Regions from separate parts of the Mus musculus genome. Here all the other regions are linked to region 1. A link is a loop called in an ENCODE intact Hi-C map of the cell type or tissue named here. Cell type or tissue: left cerebral cortex. All regions are shown on one strand. Region 1 has its middle 68 kb from the start of Gm31552. Region 2 overlaps Gm31610 (a long non-coding RNA gene). Region 3 has its middle 130 kb from the start of Gm31552. Region 4 has its middle 71 kb from the start of Gm31610. Region 5 has its middle 160 kb from the start of Gm31466. Region 6 has its middle 200 kb from the start of Gm31552.

Evidence for each region. Peaks named below come from ENCODE experiments on the same cell type or tissue, not always from the same donor. Only the 100,000 strongest peaks of a DNase experiment are listed, where the experiment ranks them.
Region 2: a loop joins it to region 1, with 3 times the contacts of the local background. A loop is called at or near these places in 2 of 42 quality-filtered maps.
Region 3: it touches region 1 in a loop (3.0-fold over the local background); 2 of 42 quality-filtered maps call a loop at or near these places.
Region 4: a loop joins it to region 1, with 4 times the contacts of the local background. A loop is called at or near these places in 3 of 42 quality-filtered maps.
Region 5: it touches region 1 in a loop (2.5-fold over the local background); 2 of 42 quality-filtered maps call a loop at or near these places.
Region 6: it touches region 1 in a loop (2.5-fold over the local background); 2 of 42 quality-filtered maps call a loop at or near these places.

What each region holds. Positions count from the first base shown.
Region 1 is chr3:20,888,574-20,892,573 of GRCm38, forward strand. No RefSeq gene overlaps it. Among named protein-coding and RNA genes, the nearest start is that of Gm31552, 68 kb to the left of the region's middle. In left cerebral cortex, no CTCF peak of the experiment used is centred here; a DNase peak (open chromatin) is centred at 1,826; H3K27ac peaks cover 30 bases.
Region 2 is chr3:21,475,693-21,479,692 of GRCm38, forward strand. The region is part of intron 1 of Gm31610 (a long non-coding RNA gene); the gene reads right to left. Among named protein-coding and RNA genes, the nearest start is that of Gm31610, 12 kb to the right of the region's middle. In left cerebral cortex, no CTCF peak of the experiment used is centred here; DNase peaks (open chromatin) are centred at 1,862, 2,952 and 3,697; H3K27ac peaks cover 1,920 bases.
Region 3 is chr3:20,693,833-20,697,832 of GRCm38, forward strand. No RefSeq gene overlaps it. Among named protein-coding and RNA genes, the nearest start is that of Gm31552, 130 kb to the right of the region's middle. In left cerebral cortex, no CTCF peak of the experiment used is centred here; a DNase peak (open chromatin) is centred at 1,695; H3K27ac peaks cover 1,461 bases.
Region 4 is chr3:21,558,657-21,562,656 of GRCm38, forward strand. No RefSeq gene overlaps it. Among named protein-coding and RNA genes, the nearest start is that of Gm31610, 71 kb to the left of the region's middle. In left cerebral cortex, no CTCF peak of the experiment used is centred here; a DNase peak (open chromatin) is centred at 1,770.
Region 5 is chr3:20,659,755-20,663,754 of GRCm38, forward strand. No RefSeq gene overlaps it. Among named protein-coding and RNA genes, the nearest start is that of Gm31466, 160 kb to the left of the region's middle. In left cerebral cortex, no CTCF peak of the experiment used is centred here; DNase peaks (open chromatin) are centred at 2,032 and 2,315; H3K27ac peaks cover 693 bases.
Region 6 is chr3:21,018,242-21,022,241 of GRCm38, forward strand. No RefSeq gene overlaps it. Among named protein-coding and RNA genes, the nearest start is that of Gm31552, 200 kb to the left of the region's middle. In left cerebral cortex, no CTCF peak of the experiment used is centred here; DNase peaks (open chromatin) are centred at 1,773, 2,257 and 2,914; H3K27ac peaks cover 1,918 bases.

The DNA of each region.
Region 1 (4,000 bases):
AAAGGACTGAAGGAGCTGAATGGGTTTGCAATCCCATAGGAAGAACAATAATATCAACTAGCCAAACCCCTCCCCCTGACCCCATGTCCGCAGGGTTCTCAGGAACTAAGCCACCAACCAAGGAGTATACATGAAGGGCCCCATGGTTCCAGTTGCACTTGTAGCAGAGGATGGCCTTGTCAGGTATCAATGAGAAGAGAGGCCCTAGATCCTGTGAAGGCTCAATACCTCAGTGTAGGGGAATGTGAGGGTGGCGAGGGGGTATGGGTGGGGAAACACTCTCATAGAAACAAGGAGTGGGTGATATAGTGGTTTTTTCTATGTGTGGAATGACAATATATCATTTGAAATGTAAATAAAGGACATATACAATAGAAAAAAGGAAAAAAGAAAACACAGACCATTTTCTTCCAACATACCATGACATAGAATGTACACGACCATTTCAAATAAGAAAAGGTGCATAAAGAGAAAATGCTTGACCAAAGCAAACTCCAAATTCTCTATCTCCAAGCTGATGTCAAAGTGCTCTTCAGATCTCCAACTCCTTTCAGCTTTGTTGAACTGAAAAACACTTTTATCTCTTGAGCTGTTAGCACTGGCAGGTATTTTATGACTCTGGTATCTCCAACATTTTAGGGTCTCCAGCAAAGTCCAGGTTTCACCTTCTCAGCTTCATGCAATGGCCTTTCAAACTCTTCATGTAGTGACTGCCTTGACAAATGCCTGGTGTCATTGACTTTACTTAAATGAAGAGAAAGATTTCTAAGCGCCCTTTTCTTCTTGACTGTAAAGCCAGAGCCAGGTGGCTGAAGCTACCAAGATTTTCTGCTTGAAAGCTATGTACTGACCCATAGTCACATACCTTCTAATATTTGCCAGTAGTCCAACAACTGTGAACTAAGTATTGCAATGTATGAGTCTATGAGGGCCTATCTTACTCAGACCATCAGTCTGTAAGTACAGAATCAACACACTTTCTCTTATTTTGCCATTGCTTCTTGCAGTTTCATGTTCCATCTGAAGGAGTTGTTTTCTCCTTAATTTTTAACATGATTTGAGCTGTGAATAACAAGGGGGACATATATTTTTGGCTTTTGTATTTCTTTGTTTATTTTGCATTTAAAAGCTGTTTCTATACTCTGTTCAGGCTATTATACTCTATTGAAAAGTTAGTTCTCAGTATTGCTATTGTTAATTATTACCACTCTAAAGAAGAGTTAGTAACATTTTGTATTTTTCTTAGCAGTTTGACTATGACATCTTTTTACATTTATATTTACTTGTTGCATAGAGATGATTGAATCTACAATTTAATTCTGTTGTTTAATTAGAAACACTTGGCAAATATTTCTTCAAATATTGCTTATTTTACCTTATTTTTGTTTCTCCTTCCTTTGGGAACTTAAAAACAAAATGTCTTCCTGAGCCTAGATTATTGCTCTGTGCCAGGGTCTTACCCTTTAATGTCACTTTCCAAAATAGAATATGTCAAGAATATGTAAAAGACCACTGACCCCATCATGCTATGACTAAACAGCCAGTTCTTGATAGCCTGAGGTCTTATGTTCCTAGTAGAAATCCAGGCTTGCCCTTCAAATTCCCTCTCCTTTGGGGAAGTAGATTAGACTGACCCCAGTTTACTGACAACATTTTAAAATACTGCAATACAAAAGATTTTCAAATCAGCAGTATTTATATGACTCAGCTTTGTGAAATTATAGAGAAAGTGCTACATATTTAGAACTGTCTAGGGCAGGGGGAGGACTCTGGAAAATGCTCATAAGACTTAAGTAGATGAGAGTTATAAGAGAATATTAGAACAGAAAGGGGAGTGATCCCCAGAAGTCCAGCATATTTATTAGGCAACTGTTTCCGACACCACTGTCCACCGAGAGAGAAAGCTGTGCTTCTTGTGTCATGGGAGTTACAGTGCTAGGTAAGCTGCTAACAGATGGTAGAAGGGGAGTTTGTCACCAAGAGATCACTTCTGAACTGTATGAAGGCTGTACATACAGAAGGTCATTCTTTTAGAATTCAGGAAAATGGCAAGGTTTCAGGTATGGTATTTAAACGATGTTGTACTAAACTACAGCCTTCCCCTTAAATTCATTTTGCAATATTGGTACTTTTTAGCACAGTCATTCTGTAAATTTCCAAGCATCTATAGAGAAACTATCCCTCCATATCCTGACTAATGAGTAAAGTTAGAAATAAATTTATATTATAAGGATGTAAAGATGGTTTAAGTTTATCTAATTGGCCCCTTCGGGTGGTTTTTAGGGGGCCATGCTGACAATATCTTTGGAAAACTGGCTTCTTCTAGCTTCATATAATATAAATATTAACACTCTCTCTCCTCTCTCTCTCTCTCTCTCTCTCTTTCTCTCTCTCTCTCTCTCTCTCTCTCTCTCTCTCTCTCTCTCTCTCTCTGTGTGTGTGTGTGTGTGTGTGTGTGTGTAAAGGGGGCATGTGTAACACATTGTACTTGAGGATGACAGATTAAAACTTGCAAAAGTCAGTTTTTTTCATCCCAAAATGCAGATAAAAGAAAGAGAACTTAGATTATTGGGCTTGATGACAAGCTATCTTCCCCCATGAGCCATCTCAGCAGCCCCAAAGCCTTTAATTGTATGAGGTTTGGGCTCTACACTATAGTCTTCTTTAAGAAAAAAAAATCATTTTAATTTTTATTTATATGTATCTATGTGTGTATGTCTATTAGTGTACAACATGTGCGTACATGCCCCTAAAGTTCAAAAGAAGGTGATGGGTTAGAGGGAAGCCATCATTTCAGCCCCCACTGAGAGAAACAATCTGGAAAGTAAACTAGGTAGTAAATATTATGACCTGACATTCTCTCCTTGCCGACAAAGTCCTATTCATAAACTAATGGAAAAAGAATTTTATGTGATTTAGAAGTGCTAAAAAATTATAGTTTGGGGAAGATATAGATTGGTTCCCAAAAGAGATCTTTGATAACCAGGCTCTTTGGACACACATAGGTCACTATTACCATCTCCTGCAATAACTTATACATAATCATTGGTATTGAACTATGTATGTCATTACAATAAATGACAATAAATGTTTACTGACTTTACAGTCAGAAATAATATATAACAAGTAACTTAATGAACATTGTTAATGAAAAAATAACATTTATTGAGTACCTGTATATTTATAGTACTCTCGCTCAATGTGACATAACTAGGCCAAGAGTAATTAAGCGTATCCTTTTAGGACATTAAATGTTTTCCATTTTATCTAAAGAATCAATATTTCCTCTCTCTCTTATTTTACGTTATTACAATTTTTAATATTTTCCTAATTTAACATTCTTATGAAGCTTTGTATCTTTAGAGGTATATTAAAATCTTTAAAGAGCATTATCCATATATAGCTCAATATAAATCATTCTTTATAATCAAGCTATATGTATAAAGTAATTTAGGGAGACTCTTAAAATGGAAGAAAACCTCACACCACATTCCAAGTAACATGGGTGATTTATTTTATTTTTATTTTCAGGAAATACAGCCTACATGCTGAAAATCATTGCTCAATGCCAGATCCCATGTAAGGAAGTTGGGTGTGGTAGTTAATGCTTATGATTTTAGTTGTGAAAGGCAGAGACAGGCAGATACCTGGGGCTCACTAGCTGACTATCCTCACCTCCTTGTTAAATTCCAGGCCTTTGAGAGATGAACCATGCTTGAGGCACAACAGCTGAACTTATTCTCTGGTTCCTCCACACACATTCACCTGCCATATACACACATGCATTTGTTCACACAAATAATTCTCTCTCTCTCTCTCTCTCTCTCTCTCTCTCTCTCACACACACACACACACACACACACACACACACAGAGAGAGAGAGAGAGAGAGAGAGAGAGAGAGAGAGAGAGAGAGAGAGCACAATAGTTAAGTAAAACTGTTCAAACATAACCAGTTGAAGTAACCAAAGAGGCATTTTTCAATGTTTTACACCAATATG
Region 2 (4,000 bases), 590 kb after region 1:
CAGTGAAATCTGTCAGTTGTAGCTATTTATGGATCTACTTGACCCTATAAGTGACTTTACTTCTTATACTTATTTTGCCAAAAGAGACAAATAGTCTGTAAAAGTAACTAAGAAACACAATGTGGTATAGTATAAGTGAAAAGGGGGCTTTCGAACCCAGTAATGGTAAATCAAACCCTATCAATGTCTCTGTATGGCACTGAATATGTCACTAATATCTCTTTGCTTATATCTATATCTAGACAGACAGACAGATGATAGGTAGGTAGGCAGATAGATGGATGGATAGATAGATTACTAATATATCTGCTTATCTGTAGGACGGTGCAGGGTTATCTGTGCTACTACATTCATTGGTGTTAAGAAGAGAGTAACTGAAGAAATAAACATAAAATCACATGTCATCTATAACTGTACTTAACATATGGCATGCTCATGAGCTGCCTTTGTAATTTTTCAAGTTAGGCACACAAAAAAACTATAAATGTAATTGATGAAGGGAAGAAGGACTGTGTTTTTTGTAGATGGGTGATGCTGTGGGCTGTTTAGCCCTCATTTTATTTTTCAGGAATAGCCTACATTCGTCAGTGTGATATCAACCAAAGTTTTAAGAAACAAAATTCTCTAAAGAAAAGTTGTCTGAATCTTTAAATGTACAATTGTTACCTGGAATGACTTAATTCAACAGAAGTCTATCGTTAAGCTACAACTAAGGAGTAAACAGAAAACTGATGAATATTATCTGGAAGTACTTATCTGGGGTGTGTGTGTGTGTGTGTGTGTGTGTAGTACATGCTTGCAGTATATGGTAGACACACGTAAGGGTGAGAACCACAGATGGAGAGAATTCCAATTTAACAAAAGGGTCTTCTGCCAGCTTTAGAGATGTTAGCAAATATTTCCTACACAAGATAAGTCTCAGATTTTCTTTCATCAGAAAGAACCATTAGATGATTCCTCAGGGTTACTAAGGAAATGGAGTTTTGATATTGGCTTAGGAAACATCATACTCTCCCCAAACCTTTGGCTCCATCCACACAAGCAGTGATAGAAGTCCACGGTGCTCACACAGAGTTGTATTCTTCTCCTTGGAATTTTACACTTTTTTTTTAATTAGGTATTTTCCTCATTTACATTTCCAATGCTATCCCAAAAGTCCCCTATACCCTCCCCCCCACCCACCCACCCACTCCCACTTTTTGGCCCTGGAGTTCCCCTGTACTGGGGCATATAAAGTTTGCAAGTCCAATGGGCCTCTCTTTCCAGTGATGGCCGACTAGGCCATCTTTTGATACATATGCAGCTAGAGACAAGAGCTCCGGGGTACTGGTTAGTTCATAATGTTGTTCCACCGATAGGGTTGCAGATCCCTTTAGCTCCTTTAAACATACACAGTGTTTCGTGGACAATCTCTGTCATCCTGGTCATCTTTTGTCGTTCTGTCTTTTCCATTTAAACCACCCCACTGACCTTCAGACCTCATCCAGACCTCATGGGTGTCCCAAAGAAGACAACACACGGATCCTTTAAGAGCCAGACATTTTCTATACGTCCACCTCCCCTTGGTGGGGGTAACTGAATAAAGGCTGCTATCTTCTCTGGGTCCCGCTTCAAGGATTTATTTTAAAACCTGTATCATCAAATAATAAATGCTTTAAGCTGAAGCGAATGCCTAAAATGAAAACAGAGACACCTTAAGATGCTTCATAATCTAACCAACCATTCCCTGGTAGACAGTATCCAGTTTCCTCTCCTGTCTGTACTCAGTTGGCTTCCTAAAATAGAGAGGGATAAGGACCACAGGCTTCACGTCATGAATGAGCTCCGTCTCAGCTGTGGGCTCTCCAGAAATGATTCAACACCACAGATGGAATCCACATGTGAATATCCACGTGACGACTGACTAGCAAGATTTCAATGAAACCAGAGAACATTTTTTTTTTCTTTAGCTCAAGTATATTTGGCCAGTGTAGGTTGGGGGAAGGCCTGGAATCACTGGAATCACAGTGAACAATTGAGATATTGAAGGCAAAGAAACAAAAAAAAATCCATGGAAAGACCTTCTAAGCAATGAGGGTAGGCTTTTTGGAAGCATTGGTCTGTTTGTTTCCAGGTTTGGTTTGTATTTGTTCTTTTTAAAGCCAAGGAGCTTTCTAAATTTCTTCAAAGGATAGTTTTGCATTGGGCATTTTATTAGGGGCTTTTTCTCTCAGAAAGAACCCTCAGTAGAAACCACCCTGGGAGAAAAAGCTACAAAGGCAGGATTATGGAAGCCCAAGAAATAAATAAATAAAACCAAGAAAACAGAAGTGGAGCCACAGCTAAAACAGGTGTTTTACATTTCAGACTGGAGGCAAATCAGTCCAGAAGCAGGAAAGTATGGCTCCACTGCCACGTGCTGTGAACCTTGTGTCTTGGATGGAGCTTAAACCAACTACTCAAAGAGATCCAAGGCTGTCACAGAAACCCACACTGTAGTAGGAAAGAAAACAGCCAGCTCAGGTGCCATCATAGCCTCCTTTAAAGAATCCACGAGGTGTCTGGGACATACAGAGAGACCTGGGGGAGAGACAACTTTACTCTCTGGCTCTTGGAGTCACTATACATGCAGCTGTGATCAGGCTAAACTCTGAAATCCCAGAATCAACTGGCAAAGCAGATCCCCAGAACCCATATAAGAAAACCATATAAAATGGGTGTAGAGTGTACATTTTTTACTTCAGCAGTGAATGGTGAAAGGAGATATAGTGGAAGGTAGATACCCAGCTCACTGAACAATTAGTTTTGCCTACTTGGAAATTACTAGACAAATGAGTGCTCCCATCTCAAGCAAAAAGCAGAAGGCACCTGAGAAAGGACATCCAAGCAAGCACACTCATTCGGATTTGGTTGCCAGTGCACCAGCCCTGTGGGCTGCTGTTTCCTTATCCATCCAGAGAGAATCCTAGACCTCTAGTCTGTCACAGAGAGCAGATGACTCAACATCTTCAATCATTTTCTCTAGCAAGGCAAAACCTCTCAAGTTAGTGTTTTATAAGCATGGACAGACAGTTTCCATTCTGGTCCTTATCAAAACACTGCCATTCCTTTGATAACAGTTATGAAATCATCTCTCAGAACTTGGGTATCTTTAAAGAGGTTTTTTTTTTTTTTTTTTTTTTTTAATGCAAGCTGCCCCGTTCTCCCTCCCCCGCTTCACCAAGATTCAATTAACGGGAGGAGGAATGTGGTGGTTTTTAACAAGTTCTTCTAAGCCAAACTGCTTAGAGACATACATTAGGCTGCCTTTAGTAATGGGAAAAAATTATCTCACCATGACTGGACTTTCTCACCTCCAAAAGAGGATTCCTATCTGTCACCTGGACAGCCAAGATTGATTTTTCTAATTAAGCAGGCATTTGTACTGGCACAGGGAGCCACAGAATTCTTCCCTACTGTATCTTCCCAACATATTCCTGTTTGTGTTCATTTTCCATCCTGTTTAAAGCTCCCTAGTGTTGAACCGGGAGGGGTCAGGAACTCACTCTATGAAAACACCCATTAAAATCTCTGGCTGCTTTCAGAAAGAAATGTGTCAACACAGGCAAAGGAAAGAAAACATGTGATAGAAATCTCTTTGGACTGGGCTTGGCTCCCACGTGGACAGAATTTGCCTTCACCAGTTCCCACACACTGTCCCCCACCCCCGGGTCTGCTCTGCTCCATCTGGGTCTGCCCTGCTCTGCTTCTCAGGGTCTGCCAATGCAGATGGCTGTAGGAAGCAGGCTGTTAGCACTTTGAAAGGCTATGTGGCACTTTCTGCCTTTTAAAAAGGTACAAGAAGCTCTTGTGCAGCCTTCAGTGATGAGACCGGCTTGTGGTGTAATTCAGTTTACTTAAGGGAACAATTTGGAGCCCTGAAGAGCAAAGCCCAGTTCTGGCCCCACAGTGCTGGGTCATGTGGCCTCATGACTTTCTTTCAGTGGGAGACACTAGAGGATAAAACTGAAATCAGTAAGAA
Region 3 (4,000 bases), 190 kb before region 1:
GAGAGAGCAGCGTTGGGGGATAATGTCGACATTTCCACTCCCAATGCCGGTGATGTATAATGCTCAAGTATTCCCCTGCTTTTTTACCACTAACTAGGAACTGGGTTTGGCCTTGATTCAGACAGCCTTGGCTCTGTCTGGACAGGTCCAGACGACTGACACCATTAACACTTTGTCAGCCTCAGTGACTACAGTCATAGATAAACAGGCCTCAGCTAATGTCAAGATACAGGGTGGTCTCATGCTGGTTAATCAACTCATAGATCTTGTCCAGAAACAACTAGATGTATTATGGCAAATAGCTCAGCTGGGATGTGAACAAAAGTTTCCGGGATTGTGTGTTACTTCCATTCAGTATGAGAAATTTACTAGGGCAGCTAATTTGTCAAAAAGTCTTTCTCAGTATATGTTACAGAATTGGACGGCTGAATTTGAACAGACCCTTCGGGAATTGAGACTTCAGGTCAACTCCACGCGCTTGGACCTGTCCCTGACCAAAGGATTACCCAATTGGATCTCCTCAGCATTTTCCTTCTTTAAAGAATGGGTGGGATTGATATTATTTGGAGATACACTTTGCTGTGGATTAGTGTTGCTTCTTTGGTTGGTCTGTAAGCTTAAGGCCCAAACTTAGGAGAGACAAGGTGGTTATTGCCCAGGCGCTTGCAGCTTTAGAACATGGTGCTCCCCCTGATATATCTATGCTTAAGCAATAGGTCGCTGGCCATTCAGCTCTTGCACCCCACGAGGCTAGTCTCATTGCACGGGATAGAGTGAGTGTGCTTCAGCAGCCCGAGAGAGTTGCACGGCTAAGCACTGCAGTAGAAGGGCTCTGCGGCATATATGAGCCTATTCTAGGGAGACATGTCATTTTTCAAGAAGGTTGAGTGTTCAAGTGTCCTTCCTCCAGGAAAAACAACACGGGACCAGACCAGGACCCCTCTAGGTGATGAGCCTGGAAGGAGGTTATGTGTACGGCTCCTTTACCTGCACACTGGGGATTTGACCTCTATCTCCACTCTCATTAATATGGGTGGCCTATTGCTTTTATTAATAGAAAAGGGGGAACTGTGGGAAGCCGCCCCCACATTCGCCGTTACAAGATGGCGCTGACAGCTGTGTTCTAAGTGGTAAACAAATAATCTGCACATGTGCCAAAGGTAGTTCTCCACCCCATGTGCTCTGCCTTCCCCGTGACTACAACTCGGCCATGGGCTGCAGCCAATCAGGGAGTGATACGTCCTAGGCGAAGGATAACTCTCCTTAAGAGGGACGGGGTTTCGCTTTCGTTTTGGGCTTGGGGCTTGCACTCTTGCTCCTGAAGATGTAAGCAATAAAGTTTTGCCGCAGAAGATTCTGGTTTGTTGCGTCTTTCCTGGCCGGTCGCGAACGCGTGTAAGACTGGCTTAGAGAATATAAATATGTATGTATGTATGTATGTATGTATGTATGTGTGCGTGCATGCGTGCGTGCGTGTGTGCGTGCCCGTGTGTGTGTGTTATTATGCTTATAGCTTTTTCTAACCTGTCATGACAGTATTCACTTTCAAAGTAACTATTCATGGATGTTGGAAATACTTTTGCTGAATAAAGAGGCAGTTTTGGAAGCATGTGGAGGTTAAAACTGTGCACAGGGAGCTGTTCAGCTTTTCACACCCTGTTTGAATAAGCAATTATTCCACCATCTTGCTGCTGGTCCCGCCCCCACACCATTGCTTTAAATTGCCATGGAAGTTAAATTGTGAGATATTCTTGTAAAATTGCCTCCTTCAGAATGATCTTTACTTTGTCCTAGCCAATTTAGAATGGAAAGATCAGCTCACATTTCCATAGAATTTAAAAAGAGCCTGGGTTAGTCCTAAAAGCCATAGCTGGCTTAGTATGTTCCAGGATCAAGCTGAAGTTTGGCAGACTATGTGCTCAGAGGAGATTAAATATTCTTGTCTTCTATACTTGCTCTATTGTGCTATGACAAAGCACTGTGACCAGAAACAACTTGAGGAGGAAATTTTGTATTATACGTTACAGTCTTTCATTCTAAGAAGTCAGGACAGGAACTCAAGGCAAGAACTTGGAAGCAGAAACCTTAGAGGGCTGCTGCTTGCTGGCTCACTCTCTAGCCCTCTTATATTCATGCTTCACTAGCTTCTTTATACAGTCAAGGGCCAACTTCCTAGTGATAGTGTAGTCTACAATGGGATGCACTCTCCTATCATGGAAATGAGTGAAATTTGGCCTCTAAAAATGAGAGAAAGGATAAATAGGTGTCATAGTAGTTTTTGTTTGTTTGTTTGGTTGGTTGGTTGGTTTTTTTTTTAGAACCAGCAGCTACTGAGCTTTTGACAGGTGCATTTTCATTGAAATCTTAGTCCTTGGAGAAAGTGATATAATTAATGACCTCTAGGGCCCAAGTTGAAAGGTTCTACTTCTGGATATATCCAGATAACTCAACCCATAAAACACTTCCCAGGCAAACCCGAGGACCTGAGTTTGACCCCAGAGCCGGATATGTGGTAGTTTGGCTCAGAAACAGCCCTGATAGGCTATTGATTTTCTACACAAAGTCCTTACTTTAGGGATATTTGAAGAGGTTACAGAACCTTCAGGAAACTGGGGTATAGCATGGCCCCACTTTCTGGTTTTGCTCTGCTTTCTATGTGGGGGATAAAATTTTACCTGCCAGCTTCTTGCTCTTGCTTTTATGCCTGCCTGCTGCTGTGCCTTCCCTGCAGGTGTACTCCATTCCTACTGGGATATAAGCCAAAGTAAACCCCCTGGTCCCTAAGTCTTTTTTGTCAAAGAAGATTATTTCAACAGAAAAATAACTAATACACTTGGTAAAGGTGGAAGGAAAGATATGGTTCCACAAAGCTCCAACTTTCACACTCATCTGTGAAAAGCTCCATTGTAGGTATGGCTGAAAGATAGTTTCCTCACCATATGTGGGGGTACAGTGAAAAAAACAGGTAATGGATCCTTTCCCATTTCAGCTCAGATCACAAGAAATAATTTGCTTCTGACTCTTTTTAAGTTCTTGATTATGGCTTTAGAACGTCAAAGATTGGTTGAATCATGGAGCGATTTCCCTTCCCTCTTCTAGTAGACTATCAATAGATTTAGGTATAGTCACTTTCACACATATTACTCCTCTCTACTCTTAAACAAAATGCTAATCTCAAGTTCCTTTCAGTACATATCCTTAGATCCATTGAGTCTGTGAGTTGATAAGAAGGATCAGTCCAATACAGATAGTTTTATAATTCACTGACCTCTACATCCCTCTCTTATCCTCCAGACACAATCAAACAGTTGTTGGATTTGTTTCTGTTTTATGGGAACGGTATGAGCTTCAACACCAGTACGAAACTGCATTTTCTTTCTAGAAGACTAAGTTAAGTTTTTTATTTCATTATTAGGATATTCTTCTGAAGCTTCTAGAAAGACTTAGCACATAAAACACCAACTACTGATTAAGTGGCATGAACCCCAAGAAATGGAAGCTTTGGGCTAACTAGTCCTGGGTGCTGCTCATCTAATAGTGGAATTCAGAAATTATCCCTCTTGCCAGTGCACATCCCGGTTTCTTACATTGACATATGTGGGCACAACACTTCTTAATATTTGTTAGTGATACAATAATACAACTGAACAACGAACAAGAATTGTGCAGGAGGATTTGTTTTTTATGATATGGGATTAATGATACTCCATAGCAATCGTCCTGTCCTCAACTTCCCTTGTGGTGTCCCCAACCATAAAATTATTTCATTGCTACTTCAGAAGTATAATTTTACTACTGTTATGATTATGATATAAATATCTGCTATTCAGGATATCTGATATGTGACACCAAAGAAATAATGACCCACAGGTTGAGAACTTCTGTTCCATAGGCATAGTGTTGGAATAACAGCTAATTTCCAAACTTAAATTACTTTTATTTGTAGTCACAAAAGACCTCCTTGCATTTTCTTTGTTTGTTTGCTTGTTTTCTAGACAGG
Region 4 (4,000 bases), 670 kb after region 1:
TGCCAAGTTTTGACCAAATTAGATTGCAATGGAAGGGACTCCCCTTTCCCAGTTATGACACTGACCTCTATGGAATAGAGAGGCAGATTCCAAAATATCTTTTATCTGTCTCTAAGACACATATGATTCTCCCCCTGTGTCTGACCCTGATGTTCTCACAGAGAATGACCCCTGTCATGTTTATAGCTTAATGAAGTGTGTTGTAGTCATATTTCTCTGATCTGGTGTAACTTGAACCAGGAACAATTATAAAGCAAGAAACTATAAGCAGTGAACTGGTATGTGATATGTGTGGAAATTTGGGATGGGCAATATGACTAGCCTTATGGCCTGAGTTTGTTCCCTGAAACCTACATGTGTAAGCAGAGAACTGACTTCCAAAACTTGTCTTCTGGCGTGCGCATACACACACCCCTTGTCCCCCCCTACACACACACACACAAATATGCATACACCATGCACACACAATAAATAAATAAATAGGGGGAGGTTGTATAAACAAGAGAAAGCATATCATCTATGCAAGCTGGAAACTGGTGGACATAATGCAGAGGAGAGGTCAGAATTAACCAGTTGGAATCAAAATGAAAATATACAAAAGAAACAACACAAAGTACAAATTTCTAAATGATGAAACAAAATAAATTCTTTTAAGGTTGCAAACAAAATGGAGAAAGAAAGACATAACAGAACTCAGGGCACAAGCTTTTGTTCTCTCAGGGCTCTTTATTTAATGAGTCAGCCAGGCACATGAAAAGTACCAGCCTCAGAGATGGGTAACAGAAAAAAGAGCCTTATCTCTCCCCTGGTCCCCTGCATTGTCTCCCAGCTAACAGCTCAGTGATGCTCAAGCCTATAGCACATGTGCCTCTGCCAAACACCACACATCCTGAACTTCATGGACACCCATTCCCATAAGAAAATTAGTGTTCACTCAAAAACAGGCCAGCACAAAGATGCAACAAAAGGGTACAACCGGGTTGACATGAGTTCAATCCCTAGAAGCCACAAAATGAAAAAAAAAAAAGAGTGATTAGCTCTACCAAGTTTCTCTTTGACCTTTGAATGCATTCTGTCACATGAACAGTCTCCTCACTCCATCTGTCATACATACATCATATACTCACACAACAACAACAATAATAATTTTAATTATTTTGACTCTCAAAGTATATGTGTGTGTAATTAATCAAACTTCCCTCCTTGGGACCTTGAAAGGCTTTCTATTCCTATACTATATTTTTATACACAACTTTCTGGCTATGCTGTGCAGTTGTTTATTCACATGTGTGCACATGCATGTGAAACATATAGGTCAACCTCAGGTATCATTCCTGAGGAGTCATCTACTCTATTTTTGAGCTAGAATCTTTCACTGAACCTGGAGGTTGCCGAAAACCTAGTCTGGTTGTAGAAAAAGCTCCAGCAACCTGTGTCCTCCTCCCCAGCAATTGAATTACAAGGCTGTGCTACCATATCTGCCTTTTAAAATGTGGGTTCTAAGGATAAAACTAGGCCCCCACACTTGTTAGGCAAGCATTTTACCAAAAGAGTGATCTTCCCAGCACCTTGTTTGTCTCACCTTGTCAGACACGGCTGAAGAGCACCAAGCAGTACTTAGTTCATTGCTTCGTGAGAAGCTAACAGAAGCTAACACAGAATCTGAGTTAGAGGGAGTATTTCCCTTGTTACTCATCCATCTTTGCTATATCTCTGTATCTTCCAAGGTCCAAGTTTATTTATGGCTGAGAACAGAAGGACAGAGTTATAAAATGAAGGGGATTCATTTTAGCATCACTCTGCACCCCCTCCGTATACCTCTGCGTTATTAATTTATTCCACAAAGGAAGGCACAAGGCACTTTGCTAGTTTTAGGACCCAGAGTACAGATGAAATGAACTCTGTCCTTCGGATAAAATCATTGCAATAACTCAGAAGGATATTTTGCCTTGAGAACAACTTAGAAGCATAGTGAAGGTGGAGCAGAAACGTGTGGGTCAGGAATGAGCACCAAGTCTTCTGTAGATCCCATTACCCTTGGAGTCCCAGGCAGTGTGGAAGCATGGAGATAAAGCCTGATAAGCACACCATCTTCCTGACTCAGGGATGCCTAGCAAGTTTGCCTGTACACAGGCAATACTCTATATGGGCTGCACAGATAGGTTGGACCATCCTTTAGCCACATAGGCGAAGATGTAACTATGGATAAACATGAATGATACCTATTTCTCTTAAAGTTTTATCCTGCTCCCCAGATGGACTTCTTAGTGCAAAGGAACCTCCCAAGAGGGAGGCTAGGCTGAGAATCTCTCCTTGTATCGTCTGAGTCCCAAGAAAAGCAGTCTGCTGAAACAGAAATTAGATGGGCACTGAGCTATCTGTGTGTTTTTCTCAGTGTCTAAATAATGTCTTGCACTGTGATTGTTCAAAATAACCAAATTAATAAATAAGTGCATAAATAAAGAGGTGTGACATGATAAGGCTAGATGAGAGACACTCACACATAGACCACACTCCTACCATTTCTTACTATGTTGAAATTTCCACCATCGAAAAGGACTTTGTTCTAATACTTCCTTGCCTTTGAACTCAGGCACACTGAGATGTGGAGGTGCTACAACACTTGTCTTTTAAACATATGCTGAAAGTATGCTGGGAATACAGAATACACCATTTACTTTGGCCAGTCCTAAAGTGAAATATGGCTTTCTAGAAGTGAGCCAGTTGAGCTACTTACATTCCATATGAACCACAAAGCCTACTACTGAGAGTTAGTCCTCATTTTCAACTTGACTGGCCTTAGAGTCACCTGGATGGCACTCTTGTGAGTGCAGCTGTAAGGTGTTTCCAGAGATAATTAATTGAAGAGGGAGTCCCATGCTGAATGTCATCCCAGGGGGTTAAATTGTGGAATGAATAAAAAGAGCAAAAGGAATAAGCCAGCTGGGCGGGGGCATCACTCACCCCACTGCTGCTTGCTGACCTGCCCCATGGACTAAGCTGCTTAGGAGCAATGCCTTCCCCTCCAAGATAGACTGCTTCTCTGTAACAGTCAGCCACAACCAATTCTCCCGGCTTTAAGTATTTAATATAGAGCACAACTGCCCTTCAGAGGAACTTTGAACCTGTACACAAATAAGAAGACATAGGCAGGACTGTTTAGTGCTTTTAGAAAGAAAAGGAATAGGTTTTTTTTTTCTTTTTGTTTTTTTTAATGGAAAGAAGGAGGAAGTTGAGAGGGAGAGAAAGAGGGAGGGAGGAAAGAACACAGTTATAGATGTCAACGTCTATTCCAGCTTCTATGACCAGAAGTGTATTTTACAAGTTCAGAAAGCTGAACATGGTCATGCTCATGTGATCCCAGCATTTGAGAGGTACAGAAATCCAAAGCCACCATTGGCTAAGCAGAAAACTTGAGGCCAACCTGGATGACAAGATGCTATCTCAAAAAAAATTAAAAATAAAAGTCTCATAACTTACTCAGTAGTTGAAGAGAAGCTAAAGAGAGTGAAGAAGAGGAGGAGAATAAGAAGAAATAATAAAAGCAACTGAGATGGTTCAGTAAATAAGAGTACTTGAAGCCAAACCTTATGACTAAGTTCAATTCCAGGAACTTACATAGTAAAAGGAGAGAACCAACTTCCATAAGCTGTACTCTGACCTTACATGTGCACCATGGTATGTTTACACACACACACACACATACACACACAAATAAATGTAAAAGTTTTAAAAATAAAAGTGATGTCAATAATAATAGGATATAATAGGAAACACAAAAGTGAATCTAGCATGTTCATCGCTTTACTGAGGATGATGGGAGATGCTTTCCCAGCTGTGTGTCATAGGAAAAGCAAGGATTTGTGAGTCGGATATCTAGGGTTTGACTTACTCCAAAGAAGATGGACAGTTTGCATACGAAGATGACTTCTGAAGTTTCTCAGAAGTCACCATTACTAGCCTTTAAGATCACAGCCTATACACTAACAAATCTAGTTCA
Region 5 (4,000 bases), 230 kb before region 1:
CTTACTCTATAGACCAGGCTGGCCTCGAACTCCGAAATCTACATGCCTCTCCCTCCCAAATGCTGGAATTAAAGGTGTGCGCCACCACTGCCTGGTGAATTTACAGATTCTTAAAAAGAATATTGAAGAGGTAAAACAGAAATGTGCTATGCATGCCTCTGGCCCTAAATTTGGCCTCTCCTCTGTTGGGGAACCTGGATGCCACAGGTACACCAGCTCTGAGAAGACTGGGCAAAGTCCCAGAGGGGTCCCAGTCCACGTGTCCAGGTTTCTTCTTGGTGTGTCATATATGGCTGCATGCCAGGCTGGAAGGAGGAAAGCTAAGTCCAGTATGCGGAGGATCCAGACCAAGTTAGAAATGAGGGATGGAGGGGTGGGACAAGAGAGAAAGCCTTCTTTGGGAGTCTTAGTGTTGCAGTGAAGGCCTCTTTTAGGTGAAGGCCTTCCCTGTCGGGATCTCTAATAAAGCAGCTCTCGGAGACAATCTTTGCTTGTTCATATTGCTTTATTTGGCGTGGATTTGGATGCACAGACTTTATTCATGATGAACCAAGAATTATATAATTTTGAGAAAGGGCATGAGAATATCCAGGAATGGAAGGTCATTAGCTGAAGGCTAAGGCTACTGAGATACCTCATTTGTATTGAGAAGCTTTCCATGTCCTATGCTATGCTATGTGACTGAGTGCCTGTGGTCATCTTGGTTGAGTGTCATGGTTACCTGCTCCAGAGCAGGCATTAGAGGCAGGGAGGGAATATTCCACTCCTACCATTTCAGAGCTCCAAGAGTCCCAGTGTTTGAGCAAGCTCCACTTTACCAGTTCTTATGCTCGTCTGCTGGCATGAACATCGTGCCCTACACACGTGCTGACTGGTCCAGTGGCTTTCCATGTGTATATTAGCACCTTTCACCATCAACGAGTGGAAGAATCTCTCACACACCTAGCATTGACTTCTCCATCTGGGTGATGCAGCCCTTTCCGTGTGTGTCTACTGCACCCATGGCTCAAAGCACTCCAGACTCTATATCTCACATCCCATTTCCTGTTTCCCGAACCTTCCGAGGATGTTCTTTATACTCTTCTCCACTCTAGTTTTTAGCCCCATCCCCTAGTTTTTTAACCTAAATATCTCAAAACTGTTACTGCAGAGCCTTTCCTGACTTTGCTCCTTTTTCCTAGACAGTAATTGAATGGCCTGATGAGGATTTCACTGTCTTGTGTAGTCAGCATTGGTTACTCATATTGAAGCTGTGACCCTGAAGGACAAATATTATATATACATTTGATTCTAAATTTTTAAATCCAAATACATTCCTGGCCCAACACTTATACTTCCTCATCTTGACATGTCTTTTCTGAGCTCAAATGAAGGACACAATCAGAAGAGTAACTGGATCATATTCGGATCTATTCATAAGTGACACTATATATAGTCTCTTACTTTAAACTAGTCTGCTAATTTGTTTCAAGTGGACAATCCACATATTTTCTGTGTTTCTGCTCATTTTCAAAACTGAAAATAACAAGGATATGTTATATTCATCCAAACTAATCACATCAGAATGATCTTTTTACTATTTTGGACCATTGCATTTTATGTCTTGTAAGCTCTGAGAAGGGAGTGACTTTCATGAAACTCATGGATTTTCCCTCAAAGCTGGAAGCAAACCCGAAGTTAAATCTGATAATATCTGAAATTTACAGATGGGAAGAACGAGACCCCATGAACAGTGGGGGTTTTCCTATTGACAGAAATCATTAATAATCAAACTAGGATAAGTGCTTCCGGGCCAACCAGATATTATAGATGCTTGTTTCCTCCAGCAAGATTATTAGATCCTGGGAAAAGAAATGTTATGGAATTGCTGGTGATCCTATAACTGTCAATCAATTCTAGGCCAGGAAATCCAGAAGTTAAGGAGGTGGTTATCTTGCTAGGGAAATTCTAAAAGCCTTCCTGATGAGTTGACATCATAACAATACAGACTGTTTTCACAGAGGGAGGGCTCTGTTTAGTTTGCTTGGAGAGAAGGCAGCAGCAGTACAATTTTGATGTTTCTTGTTCTCCCTCTTCTCTTGAATGAGCAGCAGGCATCTCTCTCCTTCCCCCTCCCCAGGCAGCCCCTAACTCCTGTCAAGATGCACTGACAGTCCTCTGAGATAAATATTCTTATCTTGTCCTAGCCAGCTTCCATCTGGATAAAGGTATCTATCTCATGTAAATATTTCCCAGGCCCCTATCTCTGCAGGACTGAAGTGCTCAATTAGCTATGGACTAAGCCTTTGCAGCAAATGGCACAAATGGTGAACAGCTGCTATGTTTCAGGAGAGGTGAGGTCATCCCTATATATAGAGCCTGGCAAGCTGCTTGTAGCCCTAGCCGCTCTCAGCATGCAAACCACACCTGAGCTATAAGTCAGTCATCTGCCTGGAATGACAGGGTCATGGCAGATCTTTCCTTCTTTGATGGGCAACTCAGAAGGAGATCAAAGTCCTTTACAATTTTTCAGCTCTTTCTCACAACTGCTGCTTACAGCATTTTCTATTACTTTTTTTTTTCCTGCCAGCATTATACATAATAAAAATCATTGCCTACAAAACTGGCTTTATTTTCTTTCTTGATTTTTCTCTTAATAACCTGTGGTTTGACTATAGATAATTTCATAACATATTATCAGGGTACCTATAGAATTGTCACTTATTAGCATCTTGGCAATAAGTCATGCTGTACTTATTACTCTTTCTCCTGTATTTCCTATTACATCATAAAACTCCTTTTTCCTGGCACAGTGTACTAGAATGAATATGTCAAAGTGACTATTCCTAAACCCTTATTAACTCTGATGACCTAATCACTGCTAAGATGGCATGATTGTTGTAGCTTCTACAAAAATCTAGAAACGATGAGACAATCTGCTCTTAGACTCCAGTTGGTTCTCAGTTGGGCTGTAGTTATGACTGTGATGATTGAAAACGGTCCTGAAATAATGCCAAGTGATGGCTAGATCTCCCCATCATTTGATTGATTCGAATTTTCTGTAACTCAGAGACAAGGACAGGACAATTAGTGAATTGTATAAAGCCGGCTACATATATAGACAAGATATACTTGTTACTGGGGGTCTTGCAGTCAATCTAGCTTCAACTACCCTCAACTGTGCACTCTAGAAAACCCACAGAAGCCAGTGAGCTTCTGTTTCATCACCAAGAAAAGAGAGATGACAATCTCCAACCACTTTGCTTCCCTCACAAGGTGAGGGAGATTCTCCTGCAAGAATGTGTTCACAATGTCGTGTCCATTAAACCATCTGGCGAGTGGGGGCAGTGGCTTGAGATATGGCTCAGTGGTTTAGAGAACAAACTGCTTATTCACAGGACCATAGGATCTGACAGTGCCCAAGTCAGACAGTTGTGAACAAGAAAGACCTACCTGAATGGACAACTTCTTTAAGTAAGTTATAAATTTCTGCTGTGGTTCACAACATTCTATCCTCAGTGTAGAGTGCAGAGAGCAGTCCAACATAAGTAAACATATTGCTTACACTAATACGACTGAGTGTTCTTTAGAGGCACAGATGACAGCATGTAAAACTCCCCTGCCACTTCCTTTTGTCTTGCCCACTCCTGTCAGCACTCAATCTGTTTAGGTCATTCAAAGTCACCTAAATTGCTGGTCTGCAGCTAGCTACTTACAGGTAGGAGTGGCGAGAATTCAGCTGATTTCCTATGAACTTCAGCCTGCATTAAATAGACTTTCAAGTTGCTTTAAAATTCTTAGTTTATTCTTAAGGATTCCCCTCCTGGGTTTCTGTGCTCTCTCTATAAAATGGCAATGTGATAAACCCCTCTGCCAAGGCATGGCTGTTGAAAACTCAAGAGTTTTTATTTAATCATGGTGCTGAGTTCCTGTCTAGCCTTGGATATGCTATTTTACATTTCAAATATTCCATCTGTAAAGGATGAAAGGTAATCCTTACTTATCATACAGGGACTTGAAG
Region 6 (4,000 bases), 130 kb after region 1:
TTACAACATTGGGATATCTATTCTTTAGGATCAAATGCTGTGAAGATCCCATTTAACTAAAGTTCTGGTAATTTTTAAGACTAGGTGTATTACATATTAGGTGTATTACATGTATGTGCATATGTATATACATATATACATGTGTGTATGTATGTGTTTTATATATATATATATATATATATGTGTGTGTGTGTGTGTGTGTGTGTGTGTGTGTTGCTTTTCTTCTTGTTGAGACCAAACCACTGACAAGAAACAATATAAGGAAAGAGACATTTATTCTTGTTTATCATCAAGCTGCATTGTTACTTCATCATGGCAAGGAAGACATGGTGATGAAAGGGCCATGTTCATGGCTTTTTAATAAGAGTTCTTATCGTTTTCCTTTTTCTCTACCTCCCATACAATTGAGACTGCACTATTATATTTGTTTATCAAACTTTAAGGCACAACAACTGGGAAGTATTACTCTTTTTTAATACTCTAAAATAATCTGACTATCTCCCAGCCAAAATCCCTGCGATACTTGCATTTTAGTACTAATCTGCTCCAGGTGTTTTCTTGGGGTCTCTTCTACCCATGACTTATCTCGACTTCCTCTCTCTTCTGCTCCTCCCCTGGCTGGGAGGAAGTCCTGCCCTATTTTCTCCCCTACCCAGACAATGACTAAGCAGCTTTCATTGACAAATCAGAATAAATGGAGAGCAAAGCTTGCACAATATTGAATTAGGTGATACTTTATAAGAATTGCAACCAGATATGGGGGCCTAGAAATCAGCATTTGAATTGCACAATGCACAATAACATTTTGCCTGCAGTAACAGGATAATGAAAAACTGACAAGGAAAGGAGTGGCTTTAGAAAGTGAAGGTTCTTTTTTGTATGTGGGGGAATCTGTCGAGATTGTCTTTTCAAGAGTCAAAACCCACCACCCACTTACCAGGCAAAGTAGAATAGAAGGATAAAGGGTTCATTTTTGTTAGAGATTTGCCACTGTTAGGGGTAATCAAGCTAAATGAGTTAATTTACTTCAAAACTTTCTATAATTACTACAACTGTCACATTTAGACCAAAAATGGAAGAGATATATAAAACTGTGGGACTCTGGTTAGCAAATAATAGGCAGGAAAAATGGCAATATGAGCAAGAGCTGACCTGGTCACACTGCATCTGCCCTCAGGAACCAGAGTGAAAAAGAAGTGGGTTAGGCTAAAGATCCCAAAGGCTTCAAACCCAATGGTGACTTTCTTCTTCCAGTGAGTCAACAACTCCTGAAGGTTCTAAAACAGCATTACCAGTGGGGACCAAGTGTTCAAACACCTGAGGCTGTTTTGAATAATCACAGTCAATGTATGTATGTATTCAGTCTTTGGAATTCGCAACTGGTTTGAAAATAACTTTCACTCATGGTGCATACACAATACAAAATAAATGATCTTCAGGCCAGTATCCCTATACTAAACAGTGTATTCACCCAGCATTTTCATTGAAATAGGTATCATATGCAATGTTGAAATGATTTAAAGCATGCAGAAGAGTATGCATAGGTTGGAGACAAATATCACATTCCATATCAGTCTTTAGCATGTGCAGATGTTGGTACTATTGACAATGAAGAATAACTATAAACATTTTTACATTTTCAGAATTTCAAATTGTACATGCATTTGTCTCTGTATAGCCATGTCCTCCTTGTTTTCTGTAGGGAATGATGTCTACCTAGGCTCTCTCACAGTGCTCATGTAAATGTCTCCACGGAGCAAACCCCTCCCTGCTGTGTTGAATAGGAATGTGCTTTAAAGTAATCACAAATCCAGACTTGCTTATTTTGTTAATCCTGCTTTGTGGGAAAAAATCATACTTTTTTTTGATCCATTCTTTCTTGATTAATCTATAGTATGTTTATGAAATAGATTTTGCCCCACCCACCTACCTAGCCACCCCAGAAGATTTTAATTTTATCTGAAGTAAAATTGTATCTCTGACAATTGAGACAAATATGCAAATACTTTTTCATTTTTGTCTCAGATTGTCTATTATCTTAATATATTTTCACTAAAGAAATAATAAGCAGGCATTCAAACATGAGTCTTAAAAGTATGCCTGTAGAGTGATATTATGAAAACTATATCCATCATGTTCCATTTCCCTTCTTTTTGAACAAAACAAGAAAGGCTTCCATTTTTATCACCCTCTATAGAATGTCTGTTAGACAAAAATGCAATGTGGGGGCAGTGTGTGCTTCCTGCAATGAGCTCTGCACTGAACACAGGAATCTTGGCTAACAGTGCTATGATGGAGTGTACAGCAATTCACCATGTATCAGGAGCTCACAGCAATACTCTATTCTGTGGTTCCCTTACCCATTATCACTTCAGACAATAAGTATTTGATACAAAGTAAAAGTGATGGGTGCAAAGTGTATTAGTTAGTGAGTGTGCTCCAAGAAAAACAGGAAAGTCAACATATTTCATGCCTGTTGAAATTATTTTATTGTATTTAAATACTCCTCACATTATGTTGCACATGGATTGCTGGATGGGAATTCTGGAAATCCGTCCTAAGAAATTAACTATTTCCATTGTATAAAATATATTATTTACTCTCCTAAATTGTGTAGTCACTGCTTTAAAATCTGTCTGGAACTTCCTGTTAAAGTCTCAATACCCCTCCCCCACTTCAGACCCCTCCGTTAAAAATGGTAAGGAAATAAGAATAGAGAGAACATGTGCAGGATTCCAAATTACTGTGTAAATGAGCATTTCTGTTTGTATTTGAAATCATGAGTTTAGGATAGAAAAATGGCTCATCTTTTCCTGGAAAAACAGCTTTATTTTTGTAGACCTCTGTTCTTTTTGGCACTTGGTTCCAGAGATACGATCTGTCTCTTGCAGTCACAATCATGTAGTTGATGGATTTGGCACAGCACTCCTGTTCATGATTCCACAATGTCAAATGTGTGACATTTTCTGTAACTGTCTCTCAAAAGCACACAGAGCTACTCAGAATTCTCAGCACCTGTGTTTCACACAAACCATCCCTATAGAATTTCTTCTGCAGCTTATGCAGCTGGGGCTTTCATGAAGACTTGACTTCAGAAAAAGTATCTTGTATTTAGAACAACTTGATACAAAATTAGTCTGTGGTTATGACAATAAATCATAAGTTTCCCATAAGACAGACAAGTACTGTATCTATTGAATTAGACTCCCAGCCCTGATAGTTATTTTATGAGTTTTAAAATTCATTTATTTTATTTATATTTTGCTTTCTTAAGATTTTTACATACAGTAGAATTATGCCACTCTCACCCTTTCTCTTTTCTCTCTAGGCCCTTCTTTCTTTTTTATTTTTTTATCAAATAATAAATGTAGGTATTTAATTTTTAAATGTATAATAAAAAGTTTCAGGAGCTATTGAAGCAGACTTGGCATTTCTGTGCTCCACTATGTTCATATAGGCCCTTCTTTCAATACTCCCACTCACAAATGGGTAGGTTTATTTCTTTCATTGTTGTTGTTGTTGTTGTTAGTGGTGGTGGTGGTGGTGGTGGTGGTGGTGGTGGTGTGTGTGTGTGTGTGTGTCTATGCATGTATGAATACATAAAGATAGCATACTAAGTCCATTTTTGTTTTATGTATGCACATGATTTCAAGCCTGACAACTTTTTTTGAACAACCTATAGGGAGGCTCATCTCTTGGAGCAGCTAGTTCTACTTTTCTCAGAAGTCATTAGTTGCCTGTAGTTATTGATTTACGAGTAAGATCCCATGAAATTTCCCTTCCATGTTAGCATGTCTATTGTTATTGCCATTGATTCATTCTTATTTATTCCATTCCTAGAAAGTCTGCTTCCAGCACACATCCTGATATTCTGCCTCTTACATGCTTTCCCCTCCCTCTTCCTCAATGTTTACTGAGCCATATACACACACACAAACTCATTAGGGTGAACTACCCATCATCTGTTGATCTTTGCATTCTTTCTATTTGTGGTTTTCTG